Linked DNA regions of Homo sapiens: regions 2 and 3 are each linked to region 1. The links are chromatin contacts, found by Hi-C or POLR2A ChIA-PET in ENCODE. All regions are on one chromosome and are shown on one strand. The core of a region is the stretch at or near the end of the contact, and the rest is flanking DNA. Distances in the headings are between cores, read along the strand shown.

The links. A loop is a pair of places that touch in the nucleus more often than their neighbours do. ChIA-PET counts read pairs that join two places held with the same protein, here RNA polymerase II (POLR2A). Pooled maps may share reads with other maps.
Region 2: a map with no recorded cell type shows a loop between it and region 1 (9-fold over the local background). The contact joins the promoter of TRAFD1 here to the promoter of TPCN1 in region 1. A Hi-C loop is called at or near these places in 1 of 37 single-sample maps with no recorded cell type and 7 of 50 pooled maps. POLR2A ChIA-PET finds 5 or more read pairs at or near these places in 1 of 52 experiments (GM10248).
Region 3: a map of naive thymus-derived CD4-positive, alpha-beta T cell shows a loop between it and region 1 (9-fold over the local background). The contact joins the promoter of ERP29 here to the promoter of TPCN1 in region 1. A Hi-C loop is called at or near these places in 1 of 168 maps with a recorded cell type or tissue (naive thymus-derived CD4-positive, alpha-beta T cell), 4 of 37 single-sample maps with no recorded cell type and 9 of 50 pooled maps.

Annotation. Positions count from the first base shown.
Region 1 is chr12:113,219,792-113,223,781 of GRCh38, reverse strand. It overlaps TPCN1 (two pore segment channel 1), which reads right to left and starts at 2,318. Exons shown (of 28, transcript NM_017901.6): 1 at 2,156-2,318. DRC10 (dynein regulatory complex subunit 10) reads left to right here and starts at 2,688. Exons shown (of 5, transcript NM_001330452.2): 1 at 2,688-2,785. RefSeq lists a silencer at 324-618 and an enhancer at 2,940-3,089.
Region 2 is chr12:112,122,729-112,126,855 of GRCh38, reverse strand. It overlaps TRAFD1 (TRAF-type zinc finger domain containing 1), which reads right to left and starts at 1,296. Exons shown (of 12, transcript NM_006700.3): 1 at 1,238-1,296. RefSeq lists enhancers at 770-839, 1,250-1,299, 1,277-1,571.
Region 3 is chr12:112,010,324-112,014,683 of GRCh38, reverse strand. It overlaps ERP29 (endoplasmic reticulum protein 29), which reads right to left and starts at 1,258. Exons shown (of 3, transcript NM_006817.4): 1 at 1,075-1,258. The coding sequence starts at 1,218. TMEM116 (transmembrane protein 116) reads left to right here and starts at 1,519. Exons shown (of 11, transcript NM_001193531.2): 1 at 1,519-1,682. RefSeq lists silencers at 925-1,014, 1,355-1,434 and enhancers at 1,595-1,784, 1,655-2,543, 3,048-3,561.

The sequences.
Region 1 (3,990 bases), core at 1,069-3,568:
GCTTGAGGTCAGGAGTTTGAGACCAGCCTGGCCAACATGGCGAAACCTGGTCTCTACTAAAAATACAAAAATTAGCCAGGTGTGGTGGTGCATGCCTGTAATCCCAGCTACTGGGGAGCCTGAAGCAGGAGAATCACTTGAACCCAGGAGGCAGAGGTTGCAGTGAACTGAGATCACGCCACTACACTCCAGCCTGGGCGACAGAGCGAGACTCCATCTCAAAAAATAAATAAACTAAAAATTTAAAAATAACTAAATAAGTAAAACACTCCGAGCTAGCCTGTTACAGCTCCTATTTATGCACATTCCCGTTTCCGCTGAGAAGAACCAAAAAAAAAAAAAAAAAGACTCAGCAGATCTGACTGCAGACCTTTGAACTTGCAAACAGCAGCAGGTTCCTTCCTCAAGCTGTGGGCTCTGGGCTCAACCCACTTTGCCTCCCAACTGACCTAGTCAATGGCAGCTGAGCAACTGACTTCTTCCTCGAATCATTGGAACAACTCCAAGCAAATCCTTGTGCATCCACAGGGAACAGTACAACGTTTTGAAACAAGGCAGCGAAAGTAAACATCATTCTACTTGCTGCTAAGCCCGTAGCTCTCTGCCCAGCACACTTCCTGTGAGTTTTTTTTTCTTAAGTTTCCTCCAGATCTGGGGATTTATTTTGCTTTTAAATCTCAGCAGTGGAAAGGCAGAAGAGGAAATCCCAGATGAGACACTACTATTTGGCAGTCTTAAGAATTATGGTTGTATTGTCGTTTTGGTTTAACTTTTTACCACAGATATTTTCAAACATTCTCAAAAGTGCAGAGAATATATACGTGAACTTCCTTGTATCCATTACTCAGCTTTGACAATTATCTCCCATGTTTACTTTGAAGGCAGGAGAATTTATTAACTCACAGAGAAGAGGTTTCTTAATGTTACCATTATCATAATGGCTAGTGGTTTCTATGTTTTAACTCACGGCTGTCCAACCTTTTGGCTTCCCTGGGCCACGCTGGAAGAACTATCTTGGGCCACACATAAAATACACTACCATTAATGATGAGCTAAAAAAAAAGAGGCAGGGGGGTTGTTCATGCATAATTTTCATGATATCTGCCACCATAGATTAAAGTCCTCGCATTCAAATGCTTCAACACGGTTGTTTAACTGTTTAATATATGACTGCTTGCCTGCCTGTACTGCCTTTGCCCACTGGCTTTCAACTGGGGTGATTTTTGCCCCCATGGGGACATCGGCAATGTCTGGAGACATCTTGACTGTCACAACTTGGGAGTGGGGGGATTGCTGGTGGGTGGAGTCCAGGTATGCCACTGAACTTGCTTCAATGCACAGGTGAGACCTCCCGAAACAGAATTATGTGGCTCAAAATGTCAACTGAGCTGCTGTTGAAAAATCCTATCTTAGCTAATATCCCCACTTTAGGAATGAGGAAATTGAAGCTTGGAGTGGTTAACTTGCCTTTTATAAGTTTCAACCCAGGCAGTCTGAATCAGGGACCCTGCCTGCTTAACCATTACCCTATATACACCTACGACTAGAACCAGTCCCCTGATTTGAATTCAAACACGTCATTTTTCCAGACAGACAAAAATGAGGCCCAGAGAGGGGAAGAGACTTGCCCAAGGTCACACAGTGGAGGAGTAGGGCTAGAACCCGGGACTCCTGCGTCCTGGTCCAGTGTTCCCTCCGCGGGCTTTGCTTCTGCCTCTACAGAGGACCCAACTGGCCAGCGCTGGGGAAAGGGCCTAGGGGAAGAGGTTCAGCTACCATCCCGCTGTCCGCTGGGGCAGCCTGACCCAGGCACAAGACTCCTGTGGGGTCACCTAAGGGCGCCAGGGAGAAGAGCGAGGGAGGGAGGAAGAAGGAGGCAGGACAGCTGGCTCCAGCTCCACGTGCTCCCAGCCCCTGGCTGGGAGCCCACGTGAGGGTCGCCCTAAGAAGTCGGGGGCGAGGAGAGAGGGTGCAAAGCCCCGGCCCGGGCTGGACGGAGAGAAGCGCGGTGGAGACTTCCCTGCGCCCCCTCTGGGCCCGTACGGCCCACCTCCCACACCAGAGTGCTGCGCCGCAACCCCTTACTCCGCGTCCTCTGACCCCTGATCCCTGCCCTCTCCCTCGGGCCAAGCCGTCGCATCCCTCGGATTCTTACACGCGCCGCCCCAGCAACCCGGACCGCGCGCCGGGGTCCGCACCGCGCAGCCTAGCCCGCCGGCGCCGCCGCCAAAACCCCGAGCCCGAAGCTGTTGCAGCCGCCGCAGCCGCCGAAGCCGCCGCCACTTCAGCCACTGCCACCAGGGCAGCTGCGCCAGCTCTCCTATCCACCGCCTACCGTCCTCTCAACCCCGCTGGCCCCGCCCCATTTCCCCTTCACAGCGTCCTACTGGCTAACTGGGCTACCGTGATGAACTCTGATTGGCCAACTATCACGTCCTTCCGCAGGTCTCGCCCGCCGCCGATGCGGTACTCCCTGCCCGCCTCCTTAAGAAGGGGCGGGACGAAGAATCCACGCCCCTTACTCCTCCCTTGTTCCCCGCCTTACTCGTTGAGTCCAACCCAGAGGGAGTCCCAAGTCTTTCCATTGGTGAAAGGTCAAAATGGCGGTGCTTCTGATTGGTCAGACTTCAGGAGGTGGGGACAACTGAGCGGAACAATAAATTGAATGGTGAAAAGAAAGGTCAGTCAGACACCGAGTCTCGCCTTCTGAGATTGGCGGGTAACCTAGCAACGCAGGGACCGCGGCGGTAACTGTGGCTAGGGAAACCTGGAGCGGTCAGAGCAGGTGAGTAGCCAGTTGGGAAAGGGTCGCGGATCGGGGGAGATGTGGAATAGGGTTCAGCCCTCTGTCCTTTGGCTCCCTGAGGAATTAGAAGCCCCCGCTGCGATCTCGTCTCAGCTTCAGGACCCTGTCCCTCAGCTCCTGCCTTAGTCTGGACCTTTCGCTCCACAACCTGCAGGGAGCCGGCCTCCATTCTGCCCTTCTACCTGCCCACTTCATGGCTCCACTCCCTCATCCCTAAAACGAGGAGGACAACAGTCAAGCAGAGTCATATCGTAGTTAACTTATTTCAAGTCAAACATGGGAGCTGTGGGTGGGAGGGGAGTTTATAAGTCCCCTCCCATTTCACCCAACGGCCATACGTTCCTCGGTGAGCAGGCAATCTCACTTCAGTGTTTAAATTAGGTAGTTTTGTTTGTTTGTTTTGTTGTTGTTGTTGTTGTTTTTGCCGAGCATGGTGGCTCACGCCTGTAATCCCAGCACTTTGGGAGGCCGAGGCGGGCAGATCACTTGAGGTCAGGAGTTCTAGGCCAGCCTAGCCAGTATGGTGAAACCCCATCTCTACTGAAAATACAAAAATTAGCTGAGCATGGAGGCGCACCTGTAATCCCAACTACTCGGGAGGCTAAGGCACGAGAATCACTTGAACCCGGGAGACTTAGGTTGCAGTAAGCCAAGATAGCGCCATTGCACTCCAGCCCGGGCAACAGAGCAAGACTCTGTCTCAAATAAATAAATAAATTAGGTAATTTTTATTACACCACTTTTGCCTTTATCCTAACTTTGGAATTTAACTCCCATCTCCATCCTTAAGATGTGATCTCATTGTACCTACTGAAGACAGAGAGTTTCTTGTGATGATTAAATGAGGCTAAGGGCCGGGCGCGGTGGCTCAGCCTGTAATCCCAGCACTTTGGGAGGCCGAGGCCAGCAGATCACCTGGGCCAGCAGATCACCTGAGGCCAGGAGTTTGCGACTAGCCTGGCCAACATGGTGAAACCCTGTCTCTACTAAAAATACAAAAATTAGCCGGGCCTGGTGGCGTGTGCCTGTGATCCCAGCTACTCAGGAGGCTGAGCGGGAGAATTTCTTGAACCCGGGTGGTGGAGGTTGCAGCGAGCCGAGATCGTGCCACTGCACTCCAGTCTGGGTGATAGAGCGAGACTCCAGCTCAAAAAATAAATAAATAAATAAATAAATAAATAAGG
Region 2 (4,127 bases), core at 47-2,546, 1.1 Mb after region 1:
ATGGCAAAACCAAGTCTCTACTAAAAATACAAAAATTAGTTGGGCGTGGTGACGGGCGCTTGTATCCCAGCTACTCAGGAGGCTGAGGCAAGAGAATCACTTAAACCCAGGAGGCGGAGGCTGCAGTGAGCTGAGATCTCGCCACTGCACTCCAACCTGAACAACAGAAGGTGACTCCATCTCAAAAAAAAAAAAAGATATTCACTCTGATATGAAATGGCAACTAAGGAAGGCTGTCCGACTGATTTCAGGTGTGCTCTATTCCAGCCCACTCTGGCCAACTCTAAGGCCAGAGCTCAGATGTAGCAGGTGCTTGCTTTTCTAGATGCAAGGAGACTGGGGGTAGCCTGCAGGGTCCCCCTCTGGGGGTCAAGGTCTGGCTGGTTCTGCCAGATTTAACCTCTCTGGGCCTCAGATTCTTCAGGCAGAGGACTGACAATACTTCAAAGGGTCAAGGAAACGGGCGAATGCACGGAAGAGTTGAGGCACAGAAAAGTCTTCAAGCTTATAAGGAGCCTGTTGGGGGTCAGCTAGATCTCTCTAGTCCGCAGAGGGGACCGTCCCTCTGCCCGAGGCGGCGGAGCTTCCCCTGCCGGGTCCAGATACCCCAAGGCAGTTTCCAATCGCCCCCGTCCCCAGGAAGGTCGGTGATGGGGAGTGAAGAAGTAAGCGGCTTCTCAAATAATAGCAGTTGCCAAACGCTTACCGGGAAAATCTTTTAATCCCGACTACAATCCTAAGAGGTGAAAGTCTTGGTCCCCACTTTAGAGGCTACGAAAGCGGAAGGCCACCTGAGTTTTCCACAGCACCAGCGGGTCGGAGTGCGAGCTCGGACTCGGGTCCTTCGGCTTCGAGGCCGCATTAGGCCACTCGCGACCCCCCACGCCGGCAGCTCGAGGCTCGGACTCTAGGCCCAGGCCGGCACTGAGCCCAGCTCCGCCCGGGACGCGGTGGTCACAGCGGCGCTGCGAACGACGCCCGCTTCCCGGCTCACCAGACCAACCTAGGCCGCGAAGGGGGCGGCGTCGCCGGGGGCTGCCAAGGCGCCGGTTCCCTGAGGAGAAAGCGCGGCCTCCTCCAGGTGCCTGAGATGCCGCCGCGCGGGCATCCTCTCCTCACAGCCGCGACCCCGGGCCCAGAGACCCCTCGCCCACACACCCCTCCCTTGGGATGCTGGACCCTTCCTAAACTGGAGGCCACAGGGGATCTCCAGCCGCGTGCCGCCGCTACACCTCACCAGGGACGAGAGGAGAAACGCTGAGTTGACACACTAGCTGCAGACACGGAGCCTCCTCTGTCAGACCCCGCACTGAACAACGGCCCTCAGAGCTGCCTCACCACTTCCGCCCATCGCGGAGGAGCGCGCCCATTGGCCAGGGGCGGCTCCAGCTGTCGGCCCATTGGATAACACCGTTGTCGCTCCCAGGGCCCCGCCTTCTGCGCGTCGATTGGCTCCCTGGAGGCCCACGGGGGCGTGTCCCTGGAAGCCCTGGCCCCTGCACATCTGGAACCAGAGGCACGAAGCTGAGCTGTGAGCCTGTTGCTGAGTTTAGCAACTGTCCCCGACACAGGCTAATAATATTTGCATGAATAATTCTGTACAAACATTACTAATATGCTTAATATATTGAGATAATTAATGGTATTTGTTCTTTTCTCATGGGCCGTTAATACTTATTAGTCATTCTTATTGCTATGATAATGCCCTTGTGCAAGACTTCTGCAGATCTGTGACCATATTTTTTGAGCACTTTGCTTTTTTGCAGTGGAAGAATGAGAGCCTGAGATGCAGGTTTGAGAGCTAGTTTCTCCACTTGCTGCCTGAATGGATTCCCTGAGCTTCTCTTACCTCATGTATAATAAAGGAGAGAATAATTATATAAGTATAACCAAGCACATATTACAAACCAACTTATAATTATATAAGTATAACCAAGCACATATTACAAACAATACAGCAATTTAAAATTATGATTCCATTGCAGATTATAATTGCAAAATATGGAGGCCAAGGCGGGTGGATCTCTTGAGCTCAGGAATTAGAGACCAGCCTGGGCAATATAATGAAACCATATCTCTACAAAAAAAATACAAAAATTAGCCAGGCGTGGTGGCACGCACCTGTAGTTCCACCTCCTTGGGAGGCTGAGGTGGAAGGATCCCTCGAGCCCAGGAGGCAGGGCTGGAGTGAGCCCTGATCATGCTACCGCACTCCAGCCTGGGGGACAGAGAAAGACCCCGTCTCAAAAATAATATAATATAATATAATATAATATAATATAATATAATATAATATAATTGCAAAATGTTAATGAGATAGTACTAAGCAAGAAAAGCATCTAACAGGCTGGGCGCGGTGGCTCACGCCTGTAATGCCAACACTTTGGGAGGCAGAGGCTGGTGGATCACCTGAGGTCAGGAGTTCAAGACCAGCCTGGCCAACATGGTGAAACACCGTTTCTACTAAAAATACAAAAATTAGCTGGCCGTGGTGGCAGGCGCCTATGATCCCAGCTACTTGGGAGGCTGAGACAGGAGAATCGCTTGAACCCAGGAGGTGAAGGTTGCAGTGAGCCGAGATTGAGCCACTGCACTCCAGCCTGGGCAACAAAATCAAAACTCCGTCTCAAAGCAATATTTATAACAAGATAAAATATTTAGCTTAAATATGCAATATAACTTGTGTGATTCCAAACATATAAAGTTTAAAACCAGGGAAAATTAACCTAAAGTGAGAGAAGTAAGTAACTGGTTCCATTCAGAGGGTATATAGCCTGTAAGGAGATATGAGAAAGATTTTCTAGAAATGTTTATATCTTGATCAGCAAAGTGATTAACACAGATGGATTAATTAGTAAATAGTTATTAAGCTACACACCTATATCTTAAGCACTTTACATTGTATGTTACATTTTAATAACAAAACTTACTGGAGTTCAAAAGAAAGCACAATCATTAACAGTTAAAAAGCAATCAGAAAAAATGTGTATTAATATGAATTAAGTATATTAATGTATTAAGTATATATAAAGAAAAAAGATAACCATATAGTGTGTTCTTTTATGAATAAGGTGTTTTAACTCAGCATAATGTTTTTGAGGTTTATCCATGCTGTTGATAATATCAAGTCTATTCCTTTTCAGTGCCAAGTAGCATAGCACATGGATATGCCACAATTTATACTGACAAACATTAGAGCTGGTTCTAGTTTTTGGCCAGGCATGGTGGCTCACGCCCACAATCCCAGCACTTCGGCAGGTCAAGGTGGGTGGATCGCCTGAGCTCAGGAGTTCCAGACCAGCCTGGGCAACATAACAAAACCCTGTCTCTACAAAAAATACAAAAATGTAGCCAGGCGTGGTGGCTCATGCGTGTAGTCCCAGCTACTTGGGAGGCTAAGGTGAGAAGATTGCTTGAGCCTGGGAGGCAGAGGTTTCAGCGAGCTGATATGGCACCACTGCACTCCAGCCTGGGTGACAGAGCAAGACTCCATCTCAAAAAAAAAAATTGATTCTAGTTTAAGCAGTAGTAACCATTCTTGTGCAAGTCTTTGGGGATATATGTTTTTATTTCTCTCAGATAAACACTTGGAAGTGGGATTGCTGGATCATACGGTAAGTCTATGTTTTAACTTTACAAGAAACTACCAAACTGTTTTCCGAAGTGATTGCACAACTAAACGTTCCCAACAGTAGTGTAGGAGAGTTTCAGTTGCTCCGTATAGTCATCCACTTGGTATAAACACATTTTGAATAAATAAACAGGAGAATGGCAGTCCTGTCTTCCGTTGCCTGAGTGACCCAGAAGCTCCTCTAAATTCATAGTTCACAGTGGGAGGAGACAACAAGGTCCAGGGTAGCAAGGAATGAACTGAAATAATGATAAGCTCAAATTTCACTTAACCCCTGGGGTGCCTTATTTTCACTGGCCTAAATCCAACAGCAGAAATAAAAAAAGTTTAGGGATATTTTATTCCTGACCAAAAAAGGCAGGCAAGGCGGGGTGATTACAGTGGCAGCAGAAAGGATTTAGATTAGGTTAGAGGAAGAGCTGCTTCTTGGTTTACCAGGAGTCACCTGTATGAGAGGATTAGATGGAGTTCCCCCCAACCTCCTTGTACCAGAATC
Region 3 (4,360 bases), core at 9-2,508, 1.2 Mb after region 1:
GAAGACAGGTGCAAGAGGAGGGGACTGGGACTGCGGTGTTGCATTCAGCCACCATTTCCAACCGTCCATTTACTCAGGCCAGGATCCCTAATTCTGCAAAAATGGAAGGGGGGAAAGGCGGAGGTAGTGGCAAATTCTTCCATGCCTTGACCCAATTTTACTGATTTTGTTGCCAACCCCAAGATGTTTCCTACAACAGCTATCCCCAACCTTTTTGGCACCAAGAACTGGTTTCATGGAAGACAACTTTTCCACGGGGTTGGGTGGTTTCGACATGAACCTGTTTCGCCTCAGATCATCAGGCATTAGATTCTGATAAGAAGCACACAACCTGGATCCCTCACATGCGTAGTTCACAATAAAGGTCGTGCTCCTATGAGAATGTAATGCCGCAGCTGATGTAACAGGAGGCGGAGCTCAGGCTGTAGTGCTAGCTCGCCTGCCGCTCACCTCCTGCTGTGCGGCCCGGTTTCTAACAGGCCACCGACGGGCCTGGTGGTTGGGGACCCCTGCTTTACAGGGTGGCTGAACTGAAGCTTATTCTTCACGCTTGCACTATTCAAGATGTATGATATCTGATCATTGTTTGCACACTGCAAAGCAGGCTGCAATCCAACCCTGGGAAGAGGGGCGCGGACACGCAGGCTAACGCGCCTGCATTTCCCCCCGCCAACCCCTCCCAGCTTCCACAGCCGGGAGCCCGGTGGCGTCGACCTCGCACCGCCCTCCGGTTCTCCCACTTGGGACTCGAGGGTTGGATCTCGCCAGGCACCGCCCTCTCCCCACAGGTGAAGGGAAGGGGCACCCAGTTCCCTCGGCTGCATCTTTGCAAGGGTGGATGCAAGTATAAATGCTGCAAAAGCAAGGGTGCGCCGGGGCCCTGAAGCGTGCATGCCCGGTGGTCATAACATTCTCCGCTCAGAGTCCACTAGGCCTGTAGGACGCCGGGAAGCTCTGGGACCGTTGCTACAGACCACCTCCCGTCAGCTCCCGGAATCCAGCGTCTCCCCACGGGCGCGCGCTCTTCCGGGCGCCCCGGCGGCACCTGCGCGCGACGTCCCCCGCCCCGGTTACCTTGTAGAAAGTGACCGTATCCAGGGGAAGGGCGCCCTTGGTGTGCAGGCCGCTGCCGCCATGCGGAGCGGAGAGGAGCAGGAAGCCCAGGAGAAGGGGAAGCAGCGGGGAGAGAAATGCGGCGCGGGGCACAGCGGCAGCCATATCGCCGGGTTCCTGCAGAGGGAGGTAGGTAAGCGATAGTGGAGAACGCCCCGAGTCAGCGGTCACGTGACTGGGGGGGCGGACTCACGCGCGCTCACGTGGACACCCCAGGAGGCTCCCATCTGTCTAGGGTGAGAGGGTGGGGCCACGTGAGGGGCGGGGCGAGGGAGGGGAAGCTGCTGCGCACGCGTACTCGGCGAAGCTCGCGTAGGGCCTGGGTAAAAGGGCGGGGCCACGTTGCGGGCGGGAAAATGGGCTCCTGCGCGCGCGCACTCGCCGAGTCTTCCGGCGGGTCCGCCCAGTTCCGTTCCTGCTCCGCTTGAGGAGAAGCGCCAAGTGCGCATGGGGACGCTATAGCAATTCGTTTGCTGTCCTTCCTCTCCTTCGAAGATGACAAGGCCTACCATCGTTTCTTCCTGCCTTTGGGCCGTCAGGCAGTTGGTTGGGACCCGCTCCAACCCTCGGTCAGTCTATTAGTCAAGTTCAGCCGTTATTCTCAGTCAGGCTCCGTCACCACCCTGACCCAGGCGGGCAGTGGCTCCGCGGCTTCCCTGAGCTTTTTGGCCAGGCTTGGCGGTCAGTGTGGCAAGCAGGGCCCTCTTAGGCCCGATCTGAGGTGAGCGCCTCCCCTGGGAGACGCCAGGCTCCTGGGATCCGCCCAGCCAAGGCCCACCCTCCAGGAACCCCAGACGCAATTCTAATCATTCTGTTCCGCAGGTAGTCACTCGGTCCCTGGCTTGTGCCAGACTCTGGCTTTGCCTGCGGGGCTACGGAATAAGCAGAAACAAGACCGTTGTGTGCTGAAGGCACGCACTTTGTTGGGGGAGGAGGCGGCATAGGAATAATGATCTAAACAGTGCAGTGTAATTGCTGTAAAATATTATTCCGGCTGGGCGCGTTGACTCACGTCTGTAATCCCAGCACTTTGGGAGGCCGAGGCAGGTGGATTACCTGAGGTCAGGAGTTCGAGACCAGCCTGGCCAACATGGTGAAACCCCGTTTCTACTAAAAATCAGGCGAGTGTGGTGGTGCGTGCCTGTAATCCCAGCTACTCAAGAGGCTGAGGCAGGAGAATTGCATGAACCCAGGAGGCGGAAGTTGGGGTGAGCCGAGATTTCGCCATTGCACTTCAGCCTAGGTGACAGAGCGAGACTCAGTCTCAAAAAGAAAAAAAAAGACCGTATTTTCTTATTGTAAAGAGACAGAGATTCAGCCATCCCTGCTCAGGAGCATCAGAGGAAGTTGTAGACAGGAGGTGACTTTTGAGCTGGACCTTGAAATAAGAGGGGGCGTGCATGAGGCAAAGAGAAACAGGGCATTTCTAACAATGGGAAAATTATGCACAGGCATGTTGGGGAACTGGTTGAGATGAATCTATGTAAAGGCGAACTGGCGCAACAGCTGCTGCCGCTCTTTTTTATTTTGATTGATTATTACTGAGCTTCCATGGGGCGGATTCGAAAGGGTCTCACCAAGCTAAAGGGTTTGGAGTCACCAGAAGTTTTAACTAGGAGAGTGAGGTTAGATTTGTGTGTAGAAACAGCACCCAGGTCAGCCTGGGCAACGTAATGAAACCTCGTCTCTACAATAAGTAGAAAAATTAGCCATGTGTGGTAGTGCATGCCTGTGGTCCCAGGTACTTGGGAGGCTGAGGCAGCAGGATCACTTGGACCTGAGGGGTCGAGGCTGCAGTCAGCCCTGATTGCTGCCACTGCACTCCAGTCTGGGCAACAGAGAAGACTGTCTCAAAACAAAAACAACATTACTCAGGAATGAAGGAAATGGATTGGAATTGAGAAGACGGGACTAAAGCCAATTAATGGGGTATGGCAATAGTCTAGTTGGAAGAGGTTAAGGTCATGCAGTAGGACATAATAGGGCTGAAGAAGTATGGATGGAATTGACAAACTTTTAAAGGGTAGAATTCACAAGATTTGATGAACAAATGCATGTAAGAGAACATATACAATGCATTGTAAGGGACTTACTGCTATAATTAACCATTGTATGTTTCCAAAATGTATGTGTATAAATAGTCAACAGTGATAACAGGATCCAATCATGGACAACCAGTTTGATTGGATATAAATTTTGAAAGAAAGTGTGTGTGTGTTTGTGTGTGTGTATGTGTGAATGTGTCTGGGGAAGTTAAGAAAAATTTTGAGTTTGCCCTATTGATGGCAGCCAGCTGCAGCAGGGAGGTGTGACTGGGGCTGCACACTCCATGGAGCCTGTGGGAGCCCCGCCCCTTCTGAGTTGAGGCAGGAGCCCCTGGTGCCATTGTGGCTGCCCTCCCAGGTGCAGGACCTGGGCATCTCTGCAGCCTGCACCCTTGGGGGACCAGCAAGACACCCTACTGCAATCCCTGCAGGCTCAGGAGTGTCTGTTCCCACCGCCTGGACTCTCTCTACTCCCGGGGCCTGCTCCAATCTCAGAGCGGGCTTGGGGCCAAGAATGGCAATGGGAGGCAGATTGATTCCAGGGTAGAAGTGGGTGAGTCCCCAGTAAGACCCCACCTTCAGGTCAGGGAGGGCCTGAAGACAGGGGTCCAGGCTGCCAGTCCTGCAGACTGGAGTAGGGACTCGTGGTGCATCTTCTGGCCTGCCCATGGACCAATCGGCATGTACTTCCTCCCCTCGGAGGTCCATAAAAACCCTGGGTTCAGCCAGAGTAGGGCAGAGGACTGCCAGAGGACCAAGAGGGCAGAGACCTATGGGTCAACAAGCCTAAGAGAGGAGCTACCCTCTCTGCTGATAGTTGGAGATGATGGAACAGCCAGTTGCAAAAAGGACCTACCCTCCCTGCTGACAGCTGCAGAGACAACCTGTGGGCAGAGAAGAGCCACCCTCTCCAGGGCCTCCTCTCTTCTGAGAGCTGCAGACATTAGGACGATCAGTTGCAGAGAGGAGCCATCCTCTCCAGGGCCTCCTCTCTACTGAGAACTGAATACCTGATGGACAACCTGCCTACAGAGAGGAAATACCCACTGGAGGTCTCTGAGCTGTTGTAACACTCAATAAAGTTCATCTTTGTCTTGTTCACCCTTCATTGTCCACGTACCTCATTCTTTTCCTGGATGCAGGACAAGAACTCGGGTAAAGGCACTGTGGCCACAGAGGTTTCTGGCCAGAAAATGGACACC